Linked DNA regions of Homo sapiens: regions 1, 3 and 4 are each linked to region 2. A link is an interaction called in ENCODE POLR2A ChIA-PET data of the cell type or tissue named here. Cell type or tissue: HepG2. All regions are shown on one strand. Each heading gives the region's core, and the rest is flanking DNA. Links, peaks and the distances in the headings are about the cores only.

Region 1 (8,012 bases), core at 296-5,295, 87 kb before region 2:
CAATTCACTTGGAGGAGTTCATTGGTGACCTTTGAGAAATCAATTGCACAGTATCCCAGAAAAAAGATGATCTAACTTCCCTGTAAATTGATGACCTGAAAAGACATGTGCTATTCCTACCAAATAGATTGGGAGAGTGTGTTCACGTTTAAAGTTTAATGACTGTCTGTTATGTACTAATGGGAAACTTTTAGTCCCCACAAAAAGAGACAGTGAAGGGATGAACGGTGAGAAGCAGCTCTGGATGGAGTACTTTTTGCAGAAACATTTAGCAATTTTTATGGGCATTTTGGGGGCCTTATCCACTCATTATTATGACTACTTAAATAAAAATTAAAATCTTTTTTTGTTAAAATCTTTAAAACCAGAAATTGTTTTTTGTTTTTGGAGTGAAAGTAGTTTACATGTAGACAAAACTTCAGAGGTAGTCATGGAAATACAATGTTCAGAATGGAGAGACAGAAAATAGTAGACATCACCATGAATTCTCCTAACTGTCCAAAGAATACACCTCCCATGAGTGACCTTAGTCTGACTGTGTGCTGTCTCTGTCAGGGCTCTAAGATCCCTAAACATCTAGATTCAGGATTCCCTGTGGCTGAACTTTGTTTCCTTTACCTTTCTTATCAATGCCAATGGACCCTCCCAAATGGCATACAACCTCCCTCTGTTGAGACTACTGATATCCCAACCATACCTACTCCTGGGGAAGTCCCAAATCGGCTCCACTATCTTAGCTACAGAGACAGCAGCAGTCCTTTCAGATAGCTCTATGATCGACTTCAACCACCAGTTCCTAATTTTGGTGACATTTGTTCAATTAATAAATCTATCTATGAGGCCTGGCATGGTGGCTCATGCCTGTAATCCCAGCACTTCGGGAGGCCAATAAGGGCGGATTACATGCCTGTAATCCCAGCACTTTGGGAGGCCAATGAGGGTGGATTGCTTGAGCTCAGCAGTTAGAGACCAGCCTGGCCAACATGCTGAAACCCTGCCTCTACAAAAAATACAAAAAATTAGCCCGGTGTAGCGGTGTGCACCTGTGGTCCTAGCTGCTCAGGTGGCTGAGTTGGGAGGATCACTTGAGCCTGGGAGGTAGAGGCTGCAGTGAGCCGAGATCACACCACTGCACTCCAGCCTGAGCAATGGGAGTGATACCCTTCTCAAAAAATAATTAATTAATAATAAACCTATCAGTGAGGTAAACAACTGAGTACAAAATTTAGACAAAACGATTAGACAATTCTTGTTTTGTCAGCTCAGTATAAGCTTGTAAGAAAACTGAGAATTGGTCCAGGATATAATGACAGACAGGTTAAGAAGTCCCAAGTTTCATCTCTTTTCAAGGAGTATTTATGGATTACCCTCTGACTTAGCAAACAACGACTCAAGCCCCACCTCCTATCTGCGTACCCAGCAGAGTTAAACACTGCTACTCCGGACAGCCTTATATAAATAAGTTATGGACAATATATTGCCAGCTTCCACCACCTAATAACATCATGTATTTTTTATGTATTGTTGGGATTCGTAAGTTGGAGGCATATCCACTGAGATGGATAATGGTCATCTCTTTTATTTTATGCACTTAGCCTTCTTATTGAGAACTGCATTAATCTTGTGTTTTATAATGCTGAATGCCAAAGAGGTGTCTGTCTATTCCTCTCTGTCTGTCACAAAAAAAAACAAAAAGTCCTGTTCTGGCTTCTAATATACTTGCTCCTCTGGCCTCTTCTCTGCTTAGACATTTTTATTAGTATAATTGTTTTTAGAAGCATAAGCCAAAAGCTAGAATCTAAGGAAACAACACTTCCTATGGAGGAGATTTATGATCCAATATAATGAAAATACTTGTACTTTGAAATTCAGTCCCCAAAGTCAAGAAGGATTTGATGTCAGAATGTTTTTAAATCATTTTCTAGAGGAGATCTAATACAAGTGCCTTGAGACACTAAGGTTCCTACAAATGGAGTTAAACTTCATATTAATTTGTATTGGTATCAAGCAGTATTAGGTGATTTAACCATCATTAGTTTCAAATTGTTATACAGATTAAATAGCTATTCTATTCTAAATGCAAACACAATAGCGCAATACAGAGCTATTGTTTAATTATTTTAAATAGACTGTAATTTTGAATATTTCTAGTGTGACGGTTTTCCCCAACTCCTCTGCCATAAGCCATGCTGCAAATGTGAGAACAAGAACAAGTCAGTGTAAACACACACCATTACACCACCAAAGAGAGGCTTGGACCTTAAATAGATAAGGGTTTTTTGCAACTGCAAATCTGTATTGACATCCTAATAATTTCCTTGCTTACAGAACATCAGAGATAGACGGGACCTTCAAAGAGAATTTACTCTAGCACCTTTATTGTACATTGGGCAACCTGAGTGGGTCAGTAGATTATCACATAGCTATTTAGAGGAAAAGATTAGGTAAGAATGCAGGGCTGCTCTCTTCTACTCTAATGTTCTCTCCACCAGACCGTATCCATGTCTATGACCTTAGAAAACCAAAGCAGTTTTGTATACATGAAATTATTTGCCAACCTTGAATGAAAATGGGAAGGACCCCATGATCAATACAGAGGAATCTAATGTTGATATTTTACAAAACGAAACTAGGTAAAACTCAATTTTTTGTGTCCATTACAAAGAATACTAGCTACTTTATATTTCCTATGTTCATTGTTTCATTTTTATTGGCGGTTCATAGGACTAGTTTTTACTGCATCTCTAACCTTGAAACTGCTGTTTTGAAAGCGATGTTTTCTAACCTTTGTCTCTTGTTTTCACCTACAGGGCAATTATTGTGAATACTTTGTTAAAATTTGAAAAGGAATATCTGTGTCATTTTGCTAACGCTATTCAGAGCTATTACATGTCTACCACCAATTACTCTATTAGATGTATACATTTTCACACTAGTCTAAGAAAGTGACTAAGATCACCAGAATAAGGATCTGAGAGGACAAACCTAATTGACATGTTTATATCGATCTTAACAATTGAAAAGTGTGAGTCTCGCAATAGCTGACATTTGTTGAGCACTTACTGTGTTCTAGGCCCTTGTCAAGTGTCATGTATATACACACACTTTCTCAACTTTATCCTCTGCACAAAACTAAAAGGTGGATTCAATTATTGCTCTAGTGTTGAAGAAAGAGAAGTTCAGAGAGAACTTGCTCAAGATGATATTACTAGCAAGTGATAGATTAGGTTCTGATCCCTGGCAATGTGACTCCAGAGCCCTTACCATTGACCTCTGTGATCTAAAGGGCTAAGGCATACTGTCTCAGCTAGATTCTGCTGCCCTTAATTGGCTCGCCAAGCCAGATCAAAATAGGAACCTAGCAAATCTGACTCAGAAAATAGCATAAAGTAACAGAAAACCAAGTTGGTTTCACTGATCGTGAGGCCAGGTCAGGGTCCAAGGACAACTCATTAAGAGCCTCACTGGGAGCAGATTTAGGACCATGCCATCTTCAATGATGCAGATAACAACTTCATGAGATTTGAAGGTCCTTGTTCCAGTAGCCTTCATCGATTGCTTTCAATTTCTTATGTAAATAAATTTATAGATACGGAAATGCCAACTCACTGCAGAAAGAAAAGCCTGATTAACGCTTAATGGATGTAACCCTTATTAGCAGTTTATGGTTCCAGTGAGAACTCTGCCTATAATTTAAAGCAGCGGCATAATTATTCCATTTTCCATAAATGGCTACTGTAATAATACCAAGTTTATAGTTTGTCACAGGGGTGGCAGCACAAATACATACGTAGCTGTTGACTTGTAATAAGTCAGATACATTGGTGATATTCTCTAGCATTAGGAATATGGGATACATTTATGAATATGTGGAGACATTTACTTAATGATATGAATTAACACATTAAAAAAGAAGTAAACACAGCAGATAATGAAATACAGCATACAAATAAACAAAAATGTTTTCACACGTGTTGTAACCTTTGCCTTGCTACCTCTATAATTTTCCATTTACACCATGTTTTCAGTTAATGTCAAGGTGAAAAATGTCACTACAATCACACTACGTTCTATCAATGTATAAGAAATCATTTCTGTTATAAAATGAAGGATGATAAACCTAAAAATCAATCAGCATATGCACATCTGGAAATACTCTGGAGTCCTGTTTCTGAAATATTAGTATTAAATACGAAAGAATTGCTTAATTATTTGATGCTGTTGCTTTAAGTAAACTTTTTATTATTTCACTTCAAAGTCTAGAATATTGATAATGAGATGATTCATAGACAGTGATGCCAGTAGCCTTTTACCTTTGTTATATCTTGAAAAGTCACTTGGTTTTATGGACTTTTACAGGCACTCGTTTCCAGTAATTGTGTACCATATTTCAGTGAAATCAGATGTATAATGTCACAGGAGAAAAAGATGCTCCAGCCTAATTTTGCCCTACATCTTCTAGATTGAAGGTCACAATGATGCGTTTTTTACATTAACTTAATACTCTAAGAGAATTACATCTTGAATACATCTAGGATGACAGAAAATGATGTAATGAATCTTCAGTTAGTGGTCCTTATGTTTGCCTCATAACACTGTGTTTTCTTCTATTATATTGCTCTGTAATTGTCTATTTACTGGTCTGTGCCCTACCCCAAATTATAAGCTTCTTGAGCTGGTGATTGTATCTTGCTCCTTTTAATCTTCATGTTCTTCTTTGGGTCCTCAGTGCTGGTACAGTGCTTTGCACATGGTAGACCTGTGCTATACATTTGTGAAATGGAGAAGAAAGGACAAAAGGGAGAGACAGAAGCAGGAATCAGAGGGAGAGAGGAAGGGAGGAATTCTGTTACATCCTCTTGACAAACCAAGGAACTCCATCCTTCAAGTTCTAACAAAGGCAAACATATGAAAGAAATATCAATTTCTAGATGAAGATATTCACACTGATGGTAATGATACCAAGAAAAGGCATCAGCATCAGCAGAATGTTCTGCTGCTATGAAACTTAGAGAAAATTCCTTTGGTTACAATATATTTGGAGTTCCATTCAATTAGGTTAATCAGGCATAAGATCATGCTCATCATTGTTTTTTTAATAATAATTTTAAAACACTCAAGTAGTGTTTATTAAGTGTCTAGTATGAGTCCAATATTATGCTAGCCCCTGAATGAAATGCAAAAGAAGTTGTGCAATCATCCGTTCATTCAGCACTTATTGAGTGTTCAGTCATTTGCCAGATGTGCTGAGCACTTTCCCTGCCCTTGAGATAATTACATTGTTCCTGGGAAGCCAAAGCATGCAAGTACAAAGCAGAACACTATGAGAACACTGAGATACACATCAGCATTTCATAAGAAAGGTGGTAGTAGCCAACATTTAGAAAGTGCTGTGTCAGGCAAGGTGCTAAGCATTTTATCCACTTTATTTAAAGTTCACTATACTTCATACTCATTGTCATTGATAGTCCATTGCACAGCTAAGAAAAGCTCAGCTCAAAGCAGTTAGTTACCTTGCCTGTGTTAGTCCACTCAGGACTATAACAAAATACCATAAATGGAGTAGCTTATGGACAACAGAAATGTATTTCTCACAGGTCTGGAGGCAGGGAAGTCCAAGGTCACATGCCAACAGATTCGGAATCTGGTGAGGGTCCACTTCCTTACAAACAGTCGTCTTCTTACTCCAACTTCACCTGGCAGAAGGAGGAAGGGGCCTCTCTAGGGTCTCCTTTGTAAGGGCATTAATCCCATGCATGAGGGTTCAGGCTCTACCTCTGTGATCTAATTACCTTCTAAAGTCTCCACCTCCTAATACCATCACTTTGTGGTGAATTTTAACATACAAATCTGGGGGAGACATAAACATTCCAAACATAGCATTGCCCAAGTCAACAGGTAACAACTTGAGCCAATAGTCTTTCCAGTTCTGAAGTTTATGTACTTAAACAGTATGAGCTACAACTTGGGATCACCTGCCTAAATTTTTGGATGTATATAATACATCCTAAGGAATAGAGAGAGAGTCTGTATTGACTAAAATTAGAAGAAAGGTTTCATGGAAGAGATAATACTTGAAATACAGGTCTTGAAGCATTGACACAATTTACATAATGTGAACAGATGGAAGAAAACAGTGATAATTTCAAGGTGGAGGCAGGGAACAGTAAGTCCCTAAATGTCAATGGAAACTTATGTAAAATGATGAGTTCTATCTAGAAGCAGATAATTGAGTGGGGCCAAAGCTTTCAGTTGTTAAACCTACCAAGATGAATGGACGTGCTCAGGATGGCAACCTCGAGCTCCTGAACCACCATATCAACCCCTGAGCCTTGGCAACCTCGAGCTCCTGAACCACCATATCAACCCCCGAGCCTTGGCAACCTCGAGCTCCTGAACCACCACCATATCAATCCCCTAGCCTCACTGTCGCCCCATCCTTTATGATGCCAAGTTCTGTTCCTTTAACCTTTGAATTCGTTTTTCCTTTCCCTCCTCTACCACCCAAACCTTTAGTTCAAGGCTTCACAATTTCTTCCTGGCATTAGTGCTCCAGTATTAACCTGCTTTGTGACTCCATGCAAGTTACTAAATCTCTCTAATCCTCAGTCTTCCTCCTAGCGAATGGGGCATGATAATAAAACCTTTCTCGCAGGCTAGTGTGTGCATTAAGTGAGACAATGCATGTAAAGTCCATACCTCAGTGCCTGGAAAATAGTATGAAATGATAGGAGAAGAAAAACTTTTTTTCCTCTACCCTCTTAGGTTCAGTTACTGGTGGCTGGCAAATTAAACTGATGAAAGACATATTAACAAGAGGGGAAAAAAATATTTAGTTCCATACATATTTATGTTCTTAGAGCCTTTCCTGTGTCTGCTATTCCTTCAGTTGCAGCAAAATAAGTGCTCGAAATGATCCTTATGCCAAAATGACATATTTTGGGGGTAGAATATTTTAGTCCCCTTCAAACTCAATAAATATTAGCTTTGCCATATTTTTATCTTGTCTCTTTATGATCTGTCTCACCTATTATCCATCTCTTAAACTCTGGTTCGAGTTATCTTTCCAAAAATACATCTATAATCATTTCAGTCTGCTGCTTTAAAATTTATCAATGATTTTTAATTGCCTCTAAGATCAAACCCAAACTGTTTGGTCTGATATTAGCTTTGTGACCATTTGTCTATTGGTAGATTCACTTAATCCAAAACAAATAAGTAAGCCCCTTTAGGAACTATCCCAGATACACAACAACAATAATGACAACAATAAACTTGGTAATTCAAAAGCTAGTGCTCAAGGTGAAGTTCTGGACTAGAAATTGAGATTTGGACTCATCATCATGTGAACTCAATTTCCAGTTCGGAAATCACTATTATATTGTCATTTCTACTAGAATATTCAGGAATATCAGCATGCGAGTGATCCATGGGCATGGCTGAGATTACTGATGGAGAACACGTAGCATAAGACAAAAAAAGAGTCTAGAATAAAACCTTTGGAACCCCAACATTTAAGGGACAGACAAAGGCAGGAGAGTCCATGAAGGAAACTGATAAGGAACAATTTAGAGAAACTGAATGGGAACCAGATGAAGCTGCCATTAAAGTCAAGGGAGGAGGAAGCAAAAAAGAGAGTGATCAACCCCACAGGTCAATAGATTCTGTAACTAGAAAGCCATCTATGAAGTGTGCCATGGCAGGGGTGGAAACAACTGCAGTCACTTGAAAGAGAATGGTAAGTGAGGAAATGAAAGCAGGGATTATAGGTTATTTTTCTAGGTGCTTCTCAGTGAATTGAAAGACATACATATCCCACCCCCACCCCTGCATCTCCAAAAGTCACAGCCAAAAATTTAGTTTTCTTTAAAGGAATGTCTTTATTTGCTAGTAGCTTTCGACACTGGCTGCTCATTAAAATCACTTCAAGATGCTTTAAGAAAGAGACATCCTAGCCAAATGCCAGAAATTCTGATCTGATGAATTTTTAAGTCTACCCGGCATCTTTACAT
Region 2 (8,012 bases), core at 1,172-6,171:
ATCTCGGAAAGAGAATGCCAATAAAATCTAATTTTTAAACAAGAAAATCTAATATTGAGAAGTATTTCAATATCCTGGCCTTTGTCCAGATGTAAATGAAACACACAATCCAATTACTGTTCTGCACAAAGGACAAAGTAACATTAATTTTCCTCGGGATGGTTATTAAAGAGATAAACAGTATGTTTTCCCCTTATTATGTCAAGGATATGTTTGTTCCCAAGCCTGCCTGGCTACTCTTACAAGACGGTTCTGTCCTGTCGTTAGCTCATATCTTTTGGCAAAGATGGGTCAGAAGAAATTGGTGGATTTGTTAGTGGCCTCAGAAAAGGTTCTTTGTTCTTGAGGGCCTTTGAAGTAGGCTCTCAACCATTTCTATTCATCAGCACGAAGCCGAGGATTCTCCGGACTTACTCTTTCAAAAATATTTACCTGTTCACTCAAAGCTGGAGTTTGTTCTTGTTCTAAGAAGGAGTTAAATCAAAAGAATAAAGTGAAGAGGGGCAAAAAGATTTTTTATAGAACATGAAAAACAGGACCAAAAATAAAGCTTGAAGGGAAGCAGATCAAAGAGAGTAGTACAAGCTATAAAGGAACCAGAAAATTGCAAAAATAACAGTAATAGAGAAACAAATTGATGGGCATCAAAATGAATACAAATAAGGGAGAGAGAAGAAAAATTAAAAATAGATCAAAGGCTGACAGAAAATAGAAAAGTGTGTTCTATTGTTTTTGTTTGTAATTAATTTTGGTAATTATATTAGCTATATTACAAAAACACAAGTATAGTTTTGAAAGACAGTCAACAAATATTAAGTGGATGCATTATAAGCCTTTTATTGATATATTCAAATTCACATGCATGTGAAAATTGTATAGTATTTCAGTTAGATAAAGCACAGAAAAGTACTATGAAACAAAAACATTAAAAATTATTCTCCCAATTAAAATATAGTAGGCTAATTAAATACATTCATTGCCATCTATGTCTTACTAATCTAGAGAAAGGTATCTTTTTCAAAAATGGAAACTGTATTGCATTTTTTGTAAACATTGTCAATACGTTCACAAGCTTTAGGTAAATGTTCAGAAAATCAGGAAAATATTTCCAAGAAGGTAGACAGAATGAAAATAAAAATACCGTTGTCACATCTAGTTACTTTTTTGATAAACACACATTGTACGGATACTCAGCTTTCTGAATTTGTGGATCAGTTGCTTTTAATTAATTGAATAAAATAATTTTCCATAGGCCTTAAATCTTTGATCTTACCCTTCAGATAATATTTGTAGTTTTCTACTTTTGACCTATCTGTTAATAACTTCACCACGCCTTTTAGGTGTAAATTTGATGTAATTAATTACCATAAAAACTTTAAAGTTTGGTCATTTTTTTTTTTTTTTTTGTAATTTCAGTAGACGTATTTCTTTTAACTTTGAAGAAAAAAAAATAGAAGAGTACTACCATTTGTTAGAACAGTTTAACCCAACCTAACGATGAAGAAAGGTGTCAACTTACCATATGATTGGGGGCTTCTAATCCATATTGCATGAATGTATTTTAGACCACCTATTGTTTTCAGAAACGTGAAAATACCTTTATACTAAATTGAGTAAATGTGTCCATCTGGACCCACATTTGCTTGTGTATGCACCCTTCAATTCTCATTTGTATGTGCATATGTGCAAAATGTTTTAAAATGATATTTTTAAGAAATTAGCATTCTGATTATAGCATACAGGGCCCTTTATCTAACAGGATATCCTAAACATTCATTATGTGACTAAAATGTTCAGAATACTCAAAGAAATAGACTTAAATGGAAATACAACACATGATAAGTTACAGCTTCATGGGAAAAATAAAGACACCATAAACTTATGATGAGGAAATTGTCAGCATATTCCCATAGTTCCTTCCCATGAGAGGGCATCAATCTCTCTGGTTAGACCCAAGTGAAGATTCAATAAAAATTGCTGAAATTACTCCATTTGTGGTAGGGGGGATTGGAGAGATGGGTGAGTACAGGGTGGATTTATCATTATACTGCAAAATTTCTTCAATGGCATTACCTATCTATCAAATTATTAGTTTGGCAAAATATTTGGTTACTTATGCATGAAGGCATATATATGTTACTGTTTTATTGGGGTGGGGAAGGGTTGGCAAAAATGGCTCTACCATTCCCTGGGATCGGATGCTACAAGTCATCTGCTTTCATTTTTCTTCCCCATTTGACCATAAGCTTCTCAAGGGCTTATAGCTATAAGCAACTTTATCTATGCACCTCAGAGCCTAGCAAAATGGCCAGTATGTGCAAGTGGCAGCACCATGAGACCAATGAGGGAGCTGGGACAAGTGTCCGAACAGCACAGTTCTGGCTGCCAAAGAAAACAGAGCCTGTGGAGTGTGGGCAGGAGCAGAATCACAACAGTGAGCCTGGTTAGGGACATCTGCAGCAACTCATGAGCAACTGAGTAATTAGGACACAGAGAAAAGTAATGTCGTAGGCTGCTACAAATTAACTGGGAGATAGGTTAAAAAAAAAAAAAAAGCTGGCCAGCACAATTATCATCTGCGGTTCTGAAAAAAGAAGGTGTTGTACAAAATATAATTATGTGATGAATCATTTGGAGGCATTTCTAATGAAAAACACTCACTAGAAAGGATTAACCAGAAGTTGTGTCCATTGTCTGATACAGAGTTTGTAGCTCTCATCTTCTTTCTAAGCCTCCATAAATCCACGGGAAGCTTCTGTTTATCGATTTTATTTGCAGAATGCACTCAGGGTATAAAGTAATTTGCTTTTTTTTAAATAGGGTTTAGGGTCTGCCCCTACAGGGTTATAACTTACCAAGCATAAAAGCCAACACATAAAAACAAACATACAATTTAAGGAGAGAAGGGCTCACGGCAGCAGAACCTGGGAATTCAGCGAGGTGGTGGGATCACTCCCGGGCGCACCCACACGCCCATATATCTGCTGGGCTGAAATCTCCTGGTGGGTGATATTTTGGATGCCTTTCATGCATGGCATCGCTGAACTGTTTTTGAAAAATGCACCAACCCCACAGAGAAGAGCACAATAGTTATTTAGCAGACATAGAGAGGGAAAGGAGAATTTTCTTTATTGTTTATCAGAGCTAAAAATAATGCTGTGAATGTTAGCCATCTTTGCAGCTTGTGTAAAATTTGTCCTTTTCTCATCAAAGTCAGCAGCCCAGACTGATCAATGCCATTAACATTGTCCCCGATCCAGCTCCCCCATGCGTGTGCAAGCTCTGTGGCTTGCAGGCTGTAAACTGAAGAATAGCACCTTGCGTTTTTATACTTCTTTTGCGGAGAATCTCTATTTAATTCCAAGCGATTGTGGGTAATTAAATTTTATAGAAGAATTTTTTCTTTACCAACCCCATTAGGGTTCTGTTGCACTTGTCCGTTGCCTCATAAAAGAAAAAAAAAAAAGGGAAGCTGCCACATCTGTCCCTTAAACACTTGGCTTGGATTCTCTGCCCTGTGATTCACAGTATGCATTTGTGACAAGAAGTTCTCCATACTTGGAGTCACAAATGCCGAGAAGAGTAAGCCAGGCAAACTGCTTGTGCTGTCTGTGGGGACAGTGATGCACAGAGAGCCAGTGAAGGGCTGACCTTTCCACCTTAGCAGAAGGTAGATAATAAATGGCCTTTGTGAGACTTTTTGGTGATTGCATCACCACGGCGGATATGGCCCCTGAGTAAAGTGTGGACTTAGCTGTGCAGTGTGATAGCCACAACTTCAAAAGACTCAGGGGAGCTGTGAACTGCTGGGGACACCAGGAGAACACCAGGCAGCAGCAATCAGAATCCTTTGAAATGGAGTCTTAAAGGCAGAGCATCAAAGGGCACCATCAGGTCTGCAGTTACTGTTGCTGCAAACGAAAGAGCAGTCTTAGCCCATTGGAGTGGGCCAGTGGGCAATCTCTTTGGTGACATCTACACTAATGGAAAAATATCACCACCCATAACAGCATCTTTGAAAATAGATGCAAGGACACCTCTGGGCATCAGACACAAAGCAAAGCTGTGACTCCTCACTGGGAAGGGTCTCGCCTGATCCATCTACCATTCAAAATGTTTCAGTCCAGAGCTCAAAAATCTAGTGCTGATCTCAGTAAGTCTACATAATCACCTCTGTGTTAACACCCCGCACCACCTCTTCTGTTCAGCTTCACGGAGCAGGCAGACACCAATAGCCATCGCGTGGGAAAATAATATCAGGAAGCTAGCCATTCCTGAGAGCACACCATGTGCCAAGCACAGGACCAGCGGCCAGACCTGCAATGTCTTGCTTGATCCTCACAGAGATTCTCGGAGCTAGATTCTATAATTCTCCCCATTTTATAGATGAGAAACTGGGGGCTTTGTGAAGGTAATTGACATGCCCAAAGTTACCCAGCAACGAAGTGGTGGAGCCAAGAGCACTCTTAACCATTGCCTTTTATTTCCATAAACACCTCAAAATCTCTTCATTAAGCCATAAACTCATACCTTTCCATGGGAAATATTTTCTGAAAAATTACTTTCTCAAATTTAGCCATGGGAATGATTTCTTTGAAAGTAGTACTGCTACATTTTAAACATATTGTCATTTGTAAATTAAGCCATTGATAAGTTCCTTTGAAGCTGGAGTTTGAAATGCAGGGGAACCATCAATTTCTACTGTGGATGTGATGGTCCTGGAACACACAGTTAAAATGTGGCTATGACACATGGCAGAGAACCATGTTAACATATGAGCTAAGAAGAACTAGGCTCTATAGGCACTTCCCAGCAAGATCCATGTCTGAAGAAACAGAGATGGTATAGTGAGCTGGTCCTGAAGCCCAAAGAATGTCTTGATGACAGTGTTTCTCAAAGTGAGGCTCACAGGGCGATCTGCCTCAACACCACCCGAGATCCTCACTAAACATGCATTCCTTGGATTCGAGCCTAGGAATCTACATTTCAACAATCTGCCTAGATGATTTTATGCACAGTAAAGCTTGAGAACTTTTGATCCACACTAGAGTAACTAATTCAGCTTATACTAGAGATTGGAAAAAATGCTACAAAGAATAGTAATATTCAAGACAAGAGAAAAAAGACATGGTCTCTAAAAATCTCTATAGAGACTGATGCACCCCAACTTCCAGAAACAACTTTGAAACCCTGTGCAGATGTGGTGTTTATATGTAGGCTAAGTTGCAAGGCATTTGAGCAGCTCTGGGATAGCCACTATATGCAAAAAGTATCTCTCTGACATAGTTTTCTGAAATGTCAAGATTAGAGATGACAACGTTTGGGTGACTATATTTTCAGCAATGTCTTTTTCTTTTCCAGCTCTCCCTTCTGGCCTTCTTTGAAAATTAAAGTAATTCCAACAGGAGAAATTAATTAAATTGCTATTACTTTAGCATTAATTTTATTATCTATAAAAAGGCAGGGCTGAACAGGATATTAGTGATAACTAACCTTTTTAAAACCCTTTTGAATGTATTATCTCATCTTGCTTTTGATAAAACATACAACGTAGTCCTTATCATCTTTTCCACATGCAGAAACTGAGGTCTAGTGACTTGCCCAAGACCACGCAGATACTACTCAGGAAAGCCATTTAGTCATTCATTCAGCAAATGTGTGTTGATTGTCCACTGTATGCCAGGCACTGTTCCAGGTGCTGGAATAAAACAGACCAGGTTTATGTTCTCAGGAAGTTAACATCTGGTCACGTATCCAAGAAGACATGAATCAAGGTCACCTGGCCAAAAAGGAGGTCAAGTCCAGGCATTGTGTAAGTGGCTGCAATCATATAGGTCAGGGATTGGGAAACTCTTCCCATAAGGGGCCAAATAGTAATCATTTTAGGCTCTATGGACTGTATGGTCCCACTCTCAACTACTGAACTCTGCCATTGTAAAGTGCCAACATTGCAGGGTGTTGTATCAAAACCCCTCAACAGTTTCATGGCCCCTTTCCAGCCTCAGTCTTCTTGGCTCCACCTCCCTGATTAATTTAGGGGAGGATGCTGGGAACCTAGGAGAGAGCATGGTGCTGAAAGTAGGTAGAAAAAAAGAATCTAAGAAAAAACGACATGGAGGGAGAAAAATAAATAAGTAAAGCCACAACCACTTCATTAATCTTATCATTGTCTTGGCTTCTGGCTGGCCTTGCCTCCTGGTGACATTTTATTTCCTTTTCTTACCCCTACTGCAGCAGCAGTATTGGCGTGTTCTTCTGTGGACCTAAAGCTCTCTCGAGGACACTTCAAAAGATGTGCCACTTGTATTCATCAGCTGACCCCAGAGGTGTTCATTTCTATTACAACAAGGAGAGCTTCTAGACTTTGGAGGTCAAGTCCAGGCATTGTGTAAGTGGCTGCAATCATACAGGTCAGGGATTGGGAAACTCTTCCCATAAGGGGCCAAACAGTAATCATTTTAGGCTCTATGCACTGTATGGTCCGACTCTCAACTACTGAACTCTGCCATTGTAAAGTGCCAACATTGCCACAAACAATAACGTCAATGAATGGGCATAGTTGTGTTCCAATAATATTTTACTGATGGACGCTGAAGTCACATTTCATATAATTTTCTTATAACATGAAATTTTTAAACATTGTAAAAGTCACTTTTCGCACATCGACCATCCACACACTCAGGGGGCGAGCTGGATTTGGCCTGTGGGCTGGAGCTTGCTGACCCCTGGCATAGGCTGTCTTTCCCAAACTTGTTTCCATTCCCTACATTACATCCAACACGGAGACTCACGCTGCTTCTTGGCTTGAAGTCTCCTTTAGAAATCATTTCAAATTTTCATTTCCCTGATGGCAGAGACACCCACCTTATATCCAAACCTGATCTTTTCTGCTTTAAACTTAAGCTCCTTTTGTGCTTTTGTTCATCCTCTGTAGACCGGAGAAATCACCAATGGAGGTTATCTTTCACAAAAATCCTTTAGATACTTGAAAATGATAATCAAATCATCCCTTTCCTATCCCTTTTCTGGTCCAAACAATACTAAATTTTTAACCTTTTGGCCTAGGATATATATTCAAGCCCTTCCATCATCTTGTTACTCTTTTTCAAATTCAATTCCATCTCTTCACATCCTTTTAAAATGCATTGAGAAGCGTGACTAGTATTGAGCAAAAGAGGGACTTTCTTAGAGCTTATATGCCATATATTTACAAATAAATTTTATGTTTTCTTTTCTTCCTTCTTTCTGCCTTCCTTCCTTTCTGTCTTCCTTTCATATTTCTTTCTCAATCTCTTTTAACAAATGCTTGTTATTCTACCACATTTTGGTCTGTGGTCTTCTTAACACTTATACTCCTACTCAACTTCTGCCCCACAAAATAACTGAGATTTTTTTTAATTCCCATTGCGCCAGTCTTTCTATACTATGCAGCTATTTTACTCCCAAGATGTTTACAAAGTAGTCCTCACATCTTATAATTCTTGCTACTAATATTGATTAATTTTTTAGAATTTTTCTAATATTTCAAGATTGTTTTGAAGTTTAGCCCCAGACACTACTACTGGTATGTAGCTTGTAATATCTACATATTTCACTGATAATATCTCAAATCTTTTGTTTAGGTTTTCAATCAAGTTATTGATTCCAAAGAACTCCACCAGGAATTCCTGTGACGGCCTGTTGATATGAGCTCCCAGTTGGGAACTGGTGAATAATAATTAACTATTGTGAACAGTACACTATACCATACTTCCTTAGCTTATAAATAACATGTCATATACAACAGAACAAAAACATTTACTGAAATTAAAATATATTATGTTTCTCAAAGGCTTCTTAACTTTGTGGACTGTCATTCTGCCATAAAAGAGAATTAAATTGATCTGACATGATATGTTTTGACAAAGGCAGCCTCTTAAGCTCTCTAAGTATTTCTAAATTATAAATTGATCACTTCTTTTTCTTTATCCTCAGATTTTTATGTTGACCTGATGATTTCTATGATGATATTG
Region 3 (8,012 bases), core at 2,804-7,803, 95 kb before region 2:
ATTTCAGAACACAGCGGTTTGATTTCATGATCTAGCTATATTGTCTACATAATTTGTACAAACAGAAGAGGGTGACAGGAAGCCAGAATCTGGGAGAATCAGGGCACGTATATTCTATAAGTCTGCAAATAAAATAATATTCAGAAAGCTAAAATAGTTCTGTAGCACCTCTTTCTTTTGGGCCTCCTGGCATGATCATCATATACACTACATGCTTGAAATTCTAGATGGAGGGAAGGATTGAAAAGGTGTGTTGTAGGAACAAGTTGCAAATCACAACATTCCAGAAAAATAAATGCTCTGGAATTACAGAAATAAGATTATACTGTCTACACTCATGTTTATCACCTAACAGAGGATATTTGTACATTGTTTTGTTCTTTTTATTTGTTTTATTCTTCTTACACAGAAAACAAAAATCTCGAGGCTTTGGATTATAAAAACTGCCTTGTTATTCAATAGGCGGTATAATAGCTCCATAAAATGCTCATGTGTAAGCCCTAGAACCTGAAATATGTTGCAAAACACAGCGAAAGGGACCCCGTGATGTAATTAGGTGACAAACTGTAAAATGGGTTGATTATTTTGGATTATCTGAGTGGACCTAATCTAATCACATAAACCCCTAAAATTGAGCAGAGAGGCTGGGCACAGTGGCTTACACCTGTAATTCCAGCACTTTGGGAGGCCAAAACGGGCAGGTCACCTGAGATCAGGAGTTCAAGACCAGTCAGGCCAACATAGTGAAACCCTGTCTCTACTAAAAATACAAAAATTAGCCAGGAGTGGTGGTGGGAGCCTGTAATCCCAGCCACTCGGGAGGCTGAGGGAGGAGAATTTCTTGAACCCAGGAGGCAGAGGTTGTGGTGAGTCAAGGGTGTGCCACTGCACTCCAGCATGGGTGACAGAGCGAGACTCTATCTCAAAAATATATATATAAATTAAAAAAGAAATTTTAAAAAAATTGAGCAGAGAACATTTTTCCAGCTGGAGGCAGCAGAGGTGTACCAGAAAAGAAGCCAGAGGGATTTGAAGCACAAAAGTGACTCAACCTATTGCTCCTGGAGGGGCCTCACATGAATGCATAAGAAGCAATATGGGCAGACTAGGAGCAAAGACTGGCTCCCAAGTGACAGTCAGCAACAAAATAGAGACCTCAGTCCTATAACCACATAGAACGGAGTTCAGCCAACAAACTGTATGAGCCTAAAAGTGGATTCATCTCTCAGTGTCCAGAAAGAATCAGCCTTCTGGACTCTAAGCAGAGGATCTAGCTGAGCTAAACTCTACCCAGACCTCAGACCTTCAGAGCTATGAGATCATACATGCGTATTGTTTAAGTGCTAAATTCATGGTAATTTGTTATAGCAGAAATAGAAAACTAATGTAAATACCAAACTCCCTCTGTAACCACTGATAGACAATTTGTATGAAGCTTTTATATTTGAGGATTCAAGCAATGATGACCCAATAAGCAAACCTGTGGAGATGTTGCCAGTTTTTAATTCAAGTATCAGTTATTTGCCTATAGACATTTGTCTAGTAAATGAAGTAACTTGATGAATAATTGAAACTTTGCTATTTGATACCTTTTCAATTATTCACTAACAAAAGAGAATAACAGTACCATTGCCAGAGAGTTTAGATAAATATTTCTCTCTTGAATTTATTTAACTCTTATACCATGACTACAATGTCAAAGCTATCACAACTGACAGTGAATATTGGAAAACTTCCTTTGAATTATTCTTTTAGGCATTGAACACGAGGTCCACTGTGGGTTAGTGGAGCACACAGGTTAGTATTTGCATCTTGCCCAGGAAATAACCTCATCCTTCTAAAAGGGGCTTTCTTGTTACTTTTGAACTATCCTTCCCAGCTAGCTTCCTAGCTAACTTTTCTTTGAGAATAAAATGTTTTGAAATGTCTAAACAGCAGGATTGACGTATTATCATCTGTGCTTTGGGGAGATGATAATATAACTGATTATTAGTTAATGCATAGCAGATTAGTAACAAACTTTAAGAATGATACTAAAGAACTGCAAAGAGCGGAAACGTCTCTCTAAGGTGCAGTGAGTGATTTGGAATGATCACAATTACTTATTTGCTAGCTCTGAGTCAATACTCCAGAGGAGGAACCTCATCTCAGGATTATTAACATGAGTGAAGAGTTAAGACCTGTTAATATCACAGGACAGTGGCTAGTGATATAAATCACCAATTATATCCTCAGAAGCAGAAGATTCTGCCTTCTTTTTTTTTTTTTTTTTTTTTTTTGAGACAGGGTCTCACTCTGTCTGTCACCCAGGCTGGATTGCAGTGGTGTGATCACAGCCTCTATCTCCCTGGCTCAAGTGATCACCTCAACCTCCTAGGTAGCTAGGACTACAGGCGAATGCCAACAAATCCAGCTAATATTTTATTATTATTATTACTTGTCTTAGAGATACAGTATGGCTATGTTGCCCAAGGTGGTCTCGAACTCCTGGACTCAAGCAATTCTCCTACCTGTGCAACGTAAAGAGATCTCATCTGTACTAAAAATCAAAAAATGAAATAGTCAAGCACGGTAATGCACACCTGTAGTCCCAGCCACGCAGAAGGAAACAACCTAAATGTCGGCCATTGGACAGCCTCTGGTCTACCATGATGTACCTAGAACACAATGGTGCTCTTACAGACCTGTAGAACTACATACCGTGGGCAGAGGGTGATGCTTCAAAGACAAATATTTTCCATGACTACAACATGCAGTATCAGAAACACATCACTGCCAGGTATTCACCTGGCCAAGAGGAAGACAGCCAAGTCTATACCTTTGGTGATGCCTGACTCCTGAGGAAAGAAGGCCCTAGGAAGGCAGGGTGGGGTTTATTCAGCCAGACAGCATGGAGCTACACCAGCCCAAGCCCTCTGTATTAGTAGCTTGGGCTACCATAGCAATGAACCACAGACTGAATGACTGAAACAATAGAAATCCATTTTCTCACAGTTCTGGGTGGCTTGTGGATTGCAGTAGGCATCAGTACTTCATTCCTTTGTATGCTTCTCTGTGTCTTCACGTGGTCTTCCCTCTGTACATGTTTGTGTCCAAATTTCTTGTTCTTAGAAGGACACCAGTTATACTGGATTAGGGCCCACCCTAATGATCTCATTTTAACTTAATTACCTTTTTAAAGGCCCTGTTTCCAAATGCAGCCACAGTTTGAGATACTGGGGGTTAGGCTTTCAACATCAATTTGGGAGATAGGACACCAATTTAGCCTATAATACCTGCTATCAGAGAAAGTCCAGAAGCACCTAAATCTAAAACTAAGTCCCCTTTTTCCTTTCATCCACCTGTCCTGATCTTGTACTGCCCTCTTCCATTCCCATGGCCACAGGACATGGATTTCTTTCGCCCCTTGTCTACCAAAGAATAGATAAACCTCCTAGCTTCCCTCAGATTTCTTTAGCCCTCAAAGATGCTCATGGCCTTCTGAACACTTCTATAGGTTTAAAGAATAGGGCAGTAAACATCCTTTCCCTCTTGCGGAACTTAGATCTTATTAGGAGGGACAAAGTCCCACTGGGAGGTTATTGTATATACAACAGGCCAAAGAAAGATGTACCCAGTTTATTGGGAACAATAGTAACTAACAGTAACATAGAACTTTACCACCAAAACTACATATACATATATCATCACTTTTGATCCCCATGGTAGTTTGTGAGAAAAATAGGACATCCGCAGTTTACAAATAAAGAATCTGAGCTTTAGAGTGTTTCCATGATTTGTCCATGGTTGTTAAGTTAGGTTATACAGTGAGAAAGATCCAGGGCTCTGATTCAGACCCAGGGGTTCTTGGCTCCTAATATTGATCAGATATATTGAGCTGCTGCCTCCCTATTTTAAACAAAAGTGAAGAGGTGGCATTTTTGATTCAGAAAAGGCAAGTGAGCCGGCGAGTGTACTTGCCAGAGAAGTGAAGAACAGATCTGGCCCCGGGAAAAGGGAGGGAAAAGCAAAGCGAGTGGGCTTCAATAATCAGGAAACACCGAGCTCCAACCGTGAGGGGAAAAGGCAGGCTTCTCCTCTCCCCACCTCTGCTGGCCTGAGGGTCACCAGACAAAAATTGGAAGTACTAGCTTAAGGGGAAGGGAGAGAAGAACGGCACGCAGAGGTGCCTAGGCTTCCTCCAAACCAAGTTTCCAAAAGGAAAGAGGGCAGAAACTATCCAAAGACATGGCTGCTGTCTTGCTAACCCCATGACCACAAGGGAGCAGGCTTGGAGCGCTGTTTCAGGCATTCCCCCAGGATTCTTCTTAATTTGCAGCCTGTGTGTGTCAAGCCTGGGTCTGCTTGCAGCCTGTTTACAGAAGAAATGGTCTGAGGAAGATAAACCTAAGGAGAAATCCTCACATCAAAATATTTTGTGTTGAAAGAAATTGCACAACCCTTCCCCCTGTCCTCCGGAAAGGCTTTTTATTTTCTAAAGGGCATGTTGCTTAAATGGCTCCAACCAAGGCTGCACAGAGCTCTTCAAAGGCCTTCTCTGGCTGCCCTTGGGAGACGGTGCCAAAACACATTAGATTTTGAAGCTCTAATTTGAAAAAATGTTTCTAATTCAGATCTCAGTTTCCTTTAGTAAATTTCATAGTATTATTTCTCATTATACCTCCTCTTGGCACTATATATAATCCTATCCTTCTTTTTACCCTTCAGCTGGCAGTCAAGAGGTATTGCATCTATCCAATTCATCACTTAGCTAAGACATGTAAAGCATATTGAGTTATTTTAGCCACTTTCTTCAGGCTTAAGTTCTTAATATGATCACTTTATCGTCCTCAGCACTCTTCTGGCAAACGATCTCAAAATTGCGAGGAATTTTAAAGATCGCTTTAGTCCAGCCACCCAATTGATATCTAAATCCCATCTACCCAGCAGACCAGTGAAACAAACTCCATGGTTACTCAGGCTTCAGGTAACTCAATACTTTGTGAACTGACCCTTTATTTATTTGAGGAGCAGAAGTATATTTTCTTATACTTCTTTCTTCTGGTGGGGAAAAAAACATCTGTTACTTCCAACCATTGTTCCGTGCTCTGAAGTTGAAACAGAAGTCTATGGTTTACAGATATAGCCAATCAAATATTAAAAATAACATTCAAATTCATTGAATATCCCAAGACGCTAGCTAAAATTAGGTAGTAAGTATGTGCGTTAGTTTTAACTATGAATTAAGCCATTTGTTTACTTATCTATTCATCAACTTGACTGGAAAGCACAAAGAAAACATCAAGGTGTTATTTCCTGAAAGTACTCCATTCTTCCCAATGCCTTCTTTTGGTCACTGCCTTACTTGTTCAAGGAGAGCCCTTACTTTCTCTATCATTTACCTATAATATTTTTTTAAATCCCTACTAGGTGGTTGGTAAGAAATATAATGTGAATTTGGACTAATAAGTGAATATGGACTAATTTGGGCTAATAAGTGAATATAACAGAGTGACTTAGCCTTTTCTGATATTATTATATTTTATCAGAGACCTTCAATATTTAACATAAGTACATGATGTTGCAAGCATCAGGTGACCTAGAAGTTTGAAAGGAGTGAGACTTTGAGTCTGGAAAGTGCTTTTGACCTTTTTAAAAGTAAACTTTATTTGTCTAGCCTAGAGCCAGTGCTGGAAAATACTAGTAATATGTCTCCGGTCCTAGAATAAATCCACATTTCAATGTTGAAAGAACTGCTTACATTATTTGCTTGGGGAGATGACTCAAGACGTCTGGCATAAGCCGCAAAACAGCTCAGGCGAATTGAATTTGCATGTAGGAAGTAAGAGGCTTACCATAAGCATTCTTCTGTGATTACTCACATAGTCAAGGGAAGAAAACTCCTGACTAAATTTTTGCACTCATTTTTAGAAATCCCTTTATTGTAAGGATGGAGAGATCCACTAGCTCAGTTGTCTTTCTATCAAGGAAGGACACTTAAACCTCCCTTGACTGGTGAGAGGTTAAGGATCTCCCAGGAAGGAAATGCCACTGCTTCTTGTGATTGTCTTTGCCAATGTACCATTAAAAATAAGACTGTGTGTCTCCTTGCCCCTCTTGCCCTGATTCCAACCCCTCTGAGTCTCCCTTTTTCTCTTCTTTTCAGAATGCCATTTTCACTCTCCTGACCCTCCTCCCCCCATCCACACCCCACCCCAGATTAATCTTTGCCAAGTGTGTTAGTCCATTTTCATACTACTATGAAGAAATACCCAAGACTGGGTAATTTGTAAAGAAAAGAGGTTTAATGGACTCACAGAGAGGAGGCCTCACAAGCATGGTGGAAGGCGAAGGAGGAGCAAAGTCACATCTTACATGGTGGCAGGCAAGAGAGCATGTGCAGGGGAACTGCGCTTTATAAAACCATCAGATCTTATGAGATTTATTCACTATCATGAGTACAGCATGGGAAAAACCTGCCCCCCTGATTCAATTACCTCCCACCAGTCCCTTCTACGACACCTGGGGATTATGGGAGCTATTTAATACAATTAAATAGGAGCTCTGGGTGGGGACACAGCCAAACCACATCACCAAGCAAGCTCTGGTCTGCTCAGAGTTCCAGTGACTCTATTTGCTTCCAGAATAAAAACCAAACTTACCTGGTGCTCCAGATTCTTCACCAGCCACCTTAATCCTACATTTTTAGGCTGACATCCCACACTCTCTTCACAAATCCTCTGACTTTGGCAAAGCTAACCATTGTGCCCACCTGCAGTGATGCAACCCTTTTCACACCAGCTCCTGGTGTCCTGCCAGCCTGAGAGTTCTTCCACACTTGCTTCCATGTGAGCGTGCCCTACCCGCCTTTAGCACGAATGCTTCCATGAAGATTTATTTGCTACTGCTCATGATTTCTCCTCCTAAACCCTTGGGGAATTGTGTTTTTTCCTTTCTTGTGATAGGTACATGGTCTAACTTGCACTGTTTTACCATCTTCCTCCCTGACTACATGCTCTCCTATAGCAGAGCCTAGTACCATGTCTTGCATCCAGTAGTGCTCAATAAGTGCTTATCAGATAGCATCAAACATTGGCCAGTAACCTGAGTTTATTCTCAGACTCAGATGCCAATGAAAAGAAATCAAGAAAGACTAAATGGCATATGTGCATGTTCATTTTAGCTCTTTTCAGAATATTGACCTTGATCACTTAATTCAAGGGAGTTTTGTGGTTATATCACTGAGTCCATTGTTATGTACATATGTGGCGATTAGAAGAAAAGGAAAAAAGTTCATACTTGCCTTCATCAAGTTTTAGTGCTGATAAACCATGCTAGAAACTATTCACATTTCCCTTGCTGCTGGCTCCCTCACCACTTTTTATTCCATTGGTGCTATTGTATCCCACTTAACATTTGTATGCTGTTCTCTTGAAGTCTTTGGAGTTCTTGCAGAGTATCACAATGCCTTATAATCAGTTAGAAAAATGGAACAATTCAATTTCCCACCAACATAACTCTGGGTAATCCTCCTTTGCTGCTAATTCTAAAAAGGACTGGAAAACACACACAAAAAAAATCACAGTGCTATTTCCTGAAATAATTCCATTCTCTCTGATGCCTCCTCCAAAGTGGCAGCAGAAGCAGAAGAAACAAGGTGATCTTCCAGGAGCTAATGGTAGTGCCACCATCCAGGACTGTAATAATTGAGCGTTAATGTCCTGAGCTGTTGCTTGTCATAAATCCTCTATATGTAAAACTCGAGCCTCTGCTACGCAAGATTAATGGTTAGTAGTGTATATAATATTTATTAAACCTCTTTTTATGTTGCTTGGCAATCTGTGCTACCATCAAACAAGTTGAAATAATTGACATTTAGCACATCAACCTGCTTTTGACTGAGAAGCATGACATTCATGTAGATAGTAAACATTTGGCAATTGCTGTAAATGTCTCCAAATTTAACGTCATGACCTTTTCTCAGGTAAATGTTTTTGGATAAAATGTAAATAATGATTCACTGTATGTCAAAT
Region 4 (8,012 bases), core at 1,307-6,306, 130 kb before region 2:
CTCAATGTATAATATTCTTTATTTTATATGCTGACTTTTGCACATGGTGGACTATTTTGTCTTGAGTTTTGAAATACTGTATTGTGAGTTCATTATTTGGATGATTGATAGGATCTTTATCAATGAAATATCTATCTTATCATCTGGATTTTTAAAGTATTCCTTGTGATTTTTTTCTCTGCGAGGAGTCCCAGGACTATCAGCAGCCTAGAGTCATTTTATGTTCATCTCTTAACTTGAGGTTTCCAGACAATACAGACAATCTAAATTCAGTCCCCAAATCACTGTGAAGCTATGCCTAAGTTTATTAATTCCCAGGGTTGAGTCTGAGACACACAATCATCTTCATCATCTTTCGGAGCTGATATGTAGAACTTTTCTAAGATTACGTTTCACTAAGCACATAGCCCTTTAAGGGTCTTGGCTTTATGACGCTATAATCTATATCAATTCCACCTCTCTTCCCTGCTAACTCCCAATTTTTCTTATCTCTATACAAGTGTTTCTGTGACAGTCAAATACTCCAGGGTTACACAGTTTCAGCTCACACTTACTAGAGTGATTTTCATTTCCTTCTTACTTTCTGGCCACTATATCATGTTTTCTTTCAAATTCAGCTCTATATTTCGAATAACTTTTGTTATATGTTATCCTACATGTCTAGATGTTAGTTGCAGGTAAGTTTTCAAATCATCTAGTCTGCCATATTGCCATAAATGAAATGATTAATTTTTTTCTTTTAAACATATATGATAAAGATAAATTTTCCTCACTGCCTTTACCATTTTTACTTTTATTCCAGCAGGAAAAAAAATGAATTTACATATACTAACATTGAGTTTCCTTTCATGAATGTCTCCCAATATAAGTTATGTTCCTTTTAAGTTCTTGGTGTACAAACCTTTAAAATCTGTTACTATTATTTTATTGACCTATGTTTGGAAAATAAATTTATTCCTGAAACAGGATATAAGGCAGGGAAAGAACTCTCTCCTTTCATTTGAAATGATCCTGGTTTTCACATGGTAAACTTTATTATTGTCAGCTTTAGTATCTTTAATATTGCTGTCTTCTCTATATCTTGAGAATTACACTTGATTTGTCTCTTATTTCTCAGATATCTTTTTCTGGGTCTATATGTTCTCCTATTCCCAGCAAAAGCTAAGCCTTCTAGTCTCTTTTTATGTCAATGATCTAGGAAGCTCTTTTCTCCTGATTCCACCGGTGAACCTAAATGACCGTGTCTCTTATTACAGCTTTAGCTACTCTTCCTAATCCATTTCTATTGGACTTGCTGCCTCAGACTTGATGTTTTTATCTTTTACAGCACACATTGCACTTTATGTTCATCACAATATGTTCAAAATCCTCAATTTCTTTCTATAGAACAGTATTGTGTCTTCCTGTTCCACTTTATAGCACCAATAAATTCTTTTTTGGAGACAAATAATCTTTTGATGCTTGAGCTTCTGATGTCCCTCCTCTCCTCTCCTCTCTTCAATCTCTGCCTCATGGATACATCAATACACATGATTTATTACTTTCTAGATTAAATTTCCAGAATTCTAAATTCAGAATTCTGAATTCATCATTAATTACAATGTCCTCCCTTCAAATTTAGGCTTATTGAACACCCTAACACAATGATGACATTTAAATTTCCAAACAAATAATTTAAAGTCTATTTATTAATACTATATTTAAAAGATGTCTCCAATACAAATCATCAGCACCATTTTGGGCCAGATAGAAAGAAAAAAAGTATACATCATCATCTCTTCTTCCTTATGCCTCATCATAATTACACGTGCAGGATTTTTCCTCCTTATCGCCATCATGTATGTAAAATCATTTTTATTACCTTTTAACTTTATCAGATAAGCATTTTATAGGATAAAAACAATTCCTATATCCTTGTTTGTGCCAGGAGAGTATCTGTGAGAGCCTTAGCAGAAGGAGATCCAGAAGACAAATCAATTAATAAGTGTAAATTACACTTAATATTTGACAAGCACTATGGTACCAAAGGCAGAGTTCTTGTCCTAGAGGGCCGTACAACTCATTTAATGACAGGAATATGAGATGAGAAAAGGGAACTGAATAACTGCAGGAGTGTGTGTGTGTGTGTGTGTGTGTGTGTGTGTGTGTGTGTTGGTATGTGATGAAGCAAATATAACTATACATGACAATCAAAAACATTTTCAGATATATAAAATATAGAAAGATAGTTCTGTTTTGATTCAAGGATCTTGAAAATTTCTAAGCACTTTTTTGTATCTCCTTTTTATTTTCCATGATACTTTAAAGAGGTAAAGGAAGACATTGGGAAAATGTTTTAAATTATTGTTATAGAAATGAACCCAAACAGGCGCCAACTATGATTTTTTTTTTCAAAAACTCATTGTTACTGAATTCAGATAGTTGCCCATCCTTTATCAGCCATTCAAGTCAATCAAGAATAAAAGATTATTTATTTTTTCAAGATTGATTTTTAATGTGTGGATATTCTTTGAAGCCCTCTGGCTATAATTCATGCAAACACATTCAAAATATATAACTGAAAGGCAAATGTGACTACTCTCTGGACTTCATGGCTTGTCACTGAACACACGTTCACAAAACCTGAGCATGTCCCAGCATCCAGAATCCACAAGATGGCATTAGTGTTCACTTTTTTCCCCCGTTTTAAAGCAGTTAATTTTATGACTGTCACTAAATTGTCTTTTTTTTAAGAAAAAGATAAATATTTTTCCTCTCCTGAGATATTTCTTAATATGATTAACAATGATTAATTTGATATCTTTGGAAAGACTTGAAGTAAAAGAAAATGACTTGCCTGTTCTTCGTATCTGTGTTTTGAAAGTTGATCACCTCATTCCTCCAATTCTATATCTCTCCTCTTTTATAAGACCCAGAGGCTGCACTGTCCAATACAGTCACCAGAAGCCATATGTGCTATTTACATTTATTACACTTAACTTTTAAGATTCAGATCTTCAGGCCAGGTGCAGTGGCTCATCCTGTAATCCCAGCGCTTTGGGAGGCCTAGGCGGGTGGATCACTTGAGGTCAGGAGTTGGAGACCAGCCGGGTCAACATGATGAAACCCTGTCTCTATTAAAAATACAAAAATTAGCTGGGTGAGGTGGCAGGCGCCTGTGGTCCCAGCTACTTGGGAGGCTGAGGCAGGAGAATCACTTGAACCCAGGAAGCGGAGGTTTCAGTGAGCCGAGATCGTGCCACTGCACTCCATCCTGGGTAACAGAGCAAGACAAGACTCCACCTCAAAAAATAATAATAATAATAAGTAAATAAAAATAAATAAATAAATAATAAAATTCAGATCTTTGGTTGCACTAGCCACATTTCATGTGTTCAATAGCCGCATGAGGCTCGTGGCCACCATACTGTACAGAGCAGATATTAAACATTTCATGACCCCAGAAAGCTCTATTGGACAGCACTAACTAAAGAATAATAACTCAGGGACCTGAATCTATATCCAGAAACTGATACGTACAAACAATATCCCCCTGTTGATGATATCTGTCTTTGTGACATTTACATTCTGATATAAAAATAGAGGTGAACAGAACGTTGAAATTTAAATGCAAACTTTCACCCACCTCTGTGTACAGAGTGTTCTAGGAGCATTGCTGCATCCTTCAAAATATTCTCATGTGAGTCGTGTGTTTAGGATGCAAACTACTTTACACAATATTGGGCATCTTCATGACAGCTATTGACGTCTTTAATTATTTTTAACTCCACTTATATTATTGAGCTCAGTGTAGTCATGGCTTTCAGAAGCACAAAAACAAAATAGTAGGGCTGGAAAGGGAGCTGCAGATCATCTGATCCTGCCTTCTTGTATGATTCATTAGGCTGCAAGGCCATAGAATGAGGCATGTGATGTAACAGGAAGTCCTTTGGCCCAGGAGACCAGAAACAAAATCTATTCTGGGAGATCTTGGTTGAACTTTTCTGTACCCAAGTTTCATTACACAGGAAATGAAGGGATTGGGAAAGGTTATTTGCAGGTTTACTTTCAGCTCTCAATGTCTCTCTTGTGTTACATTTAGTGTCAGGAATCAAAGGGGTTTCAAAGTCACAAGATAAAAATAGTACATCTACCTTGAGTATTAATTTTACTCAAAGATTTAAAAAGGAAAAGGTAAGTATGTTGACTGATAAGTGATTTAAAAATTATCTTTTTATCTCTAAAAAATGCAGATGTGTTTTTGGAGGAGATAAAACATAAAATACAAAGAAATATTATGCCAGCACTGAGCTACTTGAGATACACTCCCAAACCCCTTCAGGATTTTCATTCATTCTTTCTGCCTTTAGGGACAGTTTTTAAACATTTGAGAAATGCTTCAATAGGTAATAGCACAGAAGTGAAAAGCCTTCCAATGACAAATTGGGAGACTTCCCTGCTGTTTGATAAGGAATACAAGCTCAGAAATTACAGTTAAATCCGTAACAGGATTAAAGTTCATTCACAAAGAAATACAAAGCAATGATGTAATGCTTAATAGTGATGATGTTGGTAATGATGCCAGAAATCTGGGCTAAATAATTATTAAATTTCATATAAACATAGACTCTGGATTTCCTAGAGGCTAGGTAAAGAGAAAACAGAATGGGTGATATCATTCTCATTTTATAATAAATGAAGAATATAGTCACATAAGAAAAATAGACAAACATTCCCAAACTAAAAAATAAAAAATAAAAAAAATCAGAGAGATTGAATGCAAGTGTGTTTTATAAGAAACATAAATTAACATTGTGTTTAATAGCAATTTTACAAATGATAGAGAGGTATTCTTCATAAAGCCATTTCTTAGATTGACCCTGGATAAAGGTCAAAAACATGTTAATGTATTGGGAATTTGTCGAACCACTTCTACAGAAAGGGAAACACTAATATTCTCCAGGCATATAGCATTTGGGTGACCTAACTTGGAAGAAGGGTAGAGCTTAGAAAATTTGAAGAAATGGATGACTAGAATGCTCACTTCTAATTTTTAAATAACAAGTGCCTTATTACTTATTTTGCCCATTAAAATACCACCAATGCCAAAAGAAAGCCATATCATACCAAAAGGAATGAATTTAGATACACCATCAAATATCAGTTGTTTGAAAGAGAGATGATACAGGAGAAGCATCTATAATGATGTTTCTTGTCCCTAAAAATAAACCACCAACAAATATTAATTATCCAAGATCCTACTGTCAACTAAGATAAAAATATATTGCTAATTCTTGTCTTGGATTTTCAAGTGGCAATGGTGATTAGGTACTAATCAGTAGATAACCTTTCTTCCTTGAATATTTTTTATCGCGGTAAAAAGCACATGCGATTACATTTACCATCTTAACCATTTAAGTGTATAGTTCTGTGGTCTTAAGTACATTCCCATTGTTGTGCAATATATCTGTAGCACTTTTCATCTTGCAAAACTGAAACTTTACCCATTAAACACCTTTTCCCTCAACCCTTGGCAACCACCATTTTACTTTCTTTCTATGCTTTTGACTATCTTAAATGCCTCATATGAGTGGAATTATACAGTATTTGTGCTTTTTAAATTTTCTCCTTTTAATGCTGAATAATAGTCCATTCTGTGTATATACCACATTTTATTTGCCCATTCATCCATTGACGAACATTTGGACTGCTTCTACCTCTTGGCTATTGTAAATGGTGCTACAATGAAAATGTTGCACAAATATCTCTGTGAAATCATTCTTTCAATTTCTTTGGATATATACCTAGAAGTAAGATTGTTGGATCATATGATAATTCTATTTTTGATTTTTTTGAGGAAGTTTCACACTGCTTTCCATAATGGCTGCACCATTTTACATTTTCACCCACAGTACATAAGAGTTTCAATTTCTCTACATCCTTGCGAACACTTATTATTTTCTGTCCTTTTGAAGGTAGCCTTCCTAATGGACAATGGTTGTTTCTATGCTGCTCTATCAACTTTGCCAGCCAGACTTTTGGCAGGGATATTGTACAGCAAGCAATTCAAGATGGAGGATGCTTGAACGATCTCAATTATAGGCTAATAACAGAATTGCAAGGGTTGCAAAAGTCATAAATCTGTACATTCATTTAATTTGAAATGGTGTAATAATGGTGAGTAGTTAAATAGTGGTGCCTTCAGTGTACAGTAGTAGTCATCATTGACGTGACAGCAGCAGCAGCTATGTTGTGAGAAGGAGGTATCTTGGGTCTCCCAGTCCTGTTCATAACACTGTCAAGTCATGGGATAGGGGAAAATACTTAACCACTCTGAGCTCATTTTCCACATTTGTGAATTAGGGATAACAATATCTACTGCACCACACATTGTTGGTATGAGGATTAAATGAAAGTATGTACATAAAGAGTCTGGCACATTATATGCTATCAACAAATGTTAGCTTCTTTACCCTTAATCCCCAAATCCATTTCTCATGCAAGTTAATATATTGAGAGATCAAGACCTGAATTTTTAATAAAATGCTGATACGAAGTTTCAAGAGACATTTAGCAGCTACTGTAATTTTTAGGAAGGCTTTTCTATGGTAGTCTGTACCAGGCATTCAGCCTGCAGAGACCCTGCATGAAGAGAGGTCTACTCAGGTAAGATTTCAGGAATGCTTCAGGAGAAGAGTTTCCTCCACCATTGGGTTTATTATAAGATGGTCAATCAAAAGTGTTGTTTTGAGTGAACCGTTCTAAAGTCTTAAGCAACTAGGTCTGAGACGCTATACTCTTAAGCTCAAATGGACAGAAAGAAGGCCTCACTCTGGTGTCTTTGATAGTCCACCAGTCCATTCTATTTAATAAATGCAATCCATTTTCAACAGAGCAGACAGAGAGGTTTTCCTAAAACATAAACCAAGTTACATCTCACCTCTACTCAAAACTTTCCAGGGTTTCCTACTAGAATTTGTAAAGCTGCAGAGGCAGGGACTTTTTACTGTTTTTTTTTCTTTTTTTTTTTTTTTTTTTTCATTGCTATAAACACAGTACGTAGAACAGTGCCTGACAGAAAACAAGCCCTTAATACCTATTTATTCAATAAATACACACATGAGTAAAGAAATAAGTAAAGTATTCAAATTGAAAGACTTTCTGCATAGTATCCCTGGGTTCTGCTTGAATGTTGTCTTGCATGTTCTTCTAGGCTTTCTTGACTTCGAATCAAGGATTCTGAAAAGTTGTCACTTCCTCTCTGATGTTTGGATCCATAATCAGTGCAGACATCTCTCCCAAAAGACAGCTGGGCCTGAACATTGTGAACTCCTTTTAACTCTTCTCCCAGAGCAAAGAGTTGCTCCAGTTCAGCCCCCAAGTCAGGGTACAGACTCAGGGCCTCAGTGTTGGGGATGAGCAAGTCTAGGATACAATTAGTACTCTCAACCCATCAAAGATGCTCCTTTCACAGATGGAGGCAAACAAGGGTAAGTTAAATAGTCAATTATCTATAATGTTTTGCTCCTTTTTTATAAATAAGTTTACCCCAAGACTTTGAAGGTTACACTTAACTGTATTGAGTTGTTATAAGTTTGATCAGTCATTTCTCTCTTTGGATAAGATATCCTTGCAAGAGTAATGGCCTATCGGGAAACAATTTTCCCAAACCAAGTAATCTAGCAATAGAATTTTATAGGAACCAATTATGTTCCTGACAGCCAGCGCCCCTAAAATTACTGAATCAGTTAAAGTGTGCTTCAAACCTATAATGTTTAACCAACTCTCTACTTGTGACTAGAAAACTAGACTTTTACACACCCACTGGCAGGCTGTGTGTGTGTATGAGAGAGAGACAGAAAGAGCTCTGAACTGGCTTACCCATTAAGTCAGGAATTAGGGATTCTCATTGGTTTGCCTTCAGATAGTTGAAAAATGATCTGACTAATATTAGCTCTAATCATTGCAACCAAGAAGTCTTAAACTCTACAAATGTATGTGGGTGAGTGATCCAGAATTGTTAAAAATAAATT

Evidence for each region. Peaks named below come from ENCODE experiments on the same cell type or tissue, not always from the same donor. Only the 100,000 strongest peaks of a DNase experiment are listed, where the experiment ranks them.
Region 1: POLR2A ChIA-PET joins it to region 2 with 41 read pairs; 4 of 35 experiments call an interaction of 5 or more read pairs at or near these places.
Region 3: POLR2A ChIA-PET joins it to region 2 with 18 read pairs; 6 of 35 experiments call an interaction of 5 or more read pairs at or near these places.
Region 4: POLR2A ChIA-PET joins it to region 2 with 12 read pairs; 5 of 35 experiments call an interaction of 5 or more read pairs at or near these places.

The regions. Positions count from the first base shown.
Region 1 is chr6:155,481,338-155,489,349 of GRCh38, reverse strand. No RefSeq gene overlaps it. Among named protein-coding and RNA genes, the nearest start is that of NOX3, 30 kb to the right of the region's middle. In HepG2, for the core only: no CTCF peak of the experiment used is centred there; DNase peaks (open chromatin) are centred at 1,389 and 2,359.
Region 2 is chr6:155,395,185-155,403,196 of GRCh38, reverse strand. It overlaps NOX3 (NADPH oxidase 3), which reads left to right. Exons shown (of 14, transcript NM_015718.3): 13 at 6,235-6,388; 14 at 7,623-7,829. The coding sequence ends at 6,361. Among named protein-coding and RNA genes, the nearest start is that of NOX3, 57 kb to the left of the region's middle. In HepG2, for the core only: no CTCF peak of the experiment used is centred there; a DNase peak (open chromatin) is centred at 3,736.
Region 3 is chr6:155,491,575-155,499,586 of GRCh38, reverse strand. No RefSeq gene overlaps it. Among named protein-coding and RNA genes, the nearest start is that of NOX3, 40 kb to the right of the region's middle. In HepG2, for the core only: a CTCF peak has its summit at 4,267 (motif pointing right); DNase peaks (open chromatin) are centred at 4,376 and 5,776.
Region 4 is chr6:155,525,070-155,533,081 of GRCh38, reverse strand. LOC105378068 (a long non-coding RNA gene) reads right to left here. Exons shown (of 3, transcript NR_134597.1): 3 at 7,064-7,444. Among named protein-coding and RNA genes, the nearest start is that of NOX3, 73 kb to the right of the region's middle. In HepG2, for the core only: a CTCF peak has its summit at 2,650 (motif pointing right); DNase peaks (open chromatin) are centred at 2,641 and 3,951.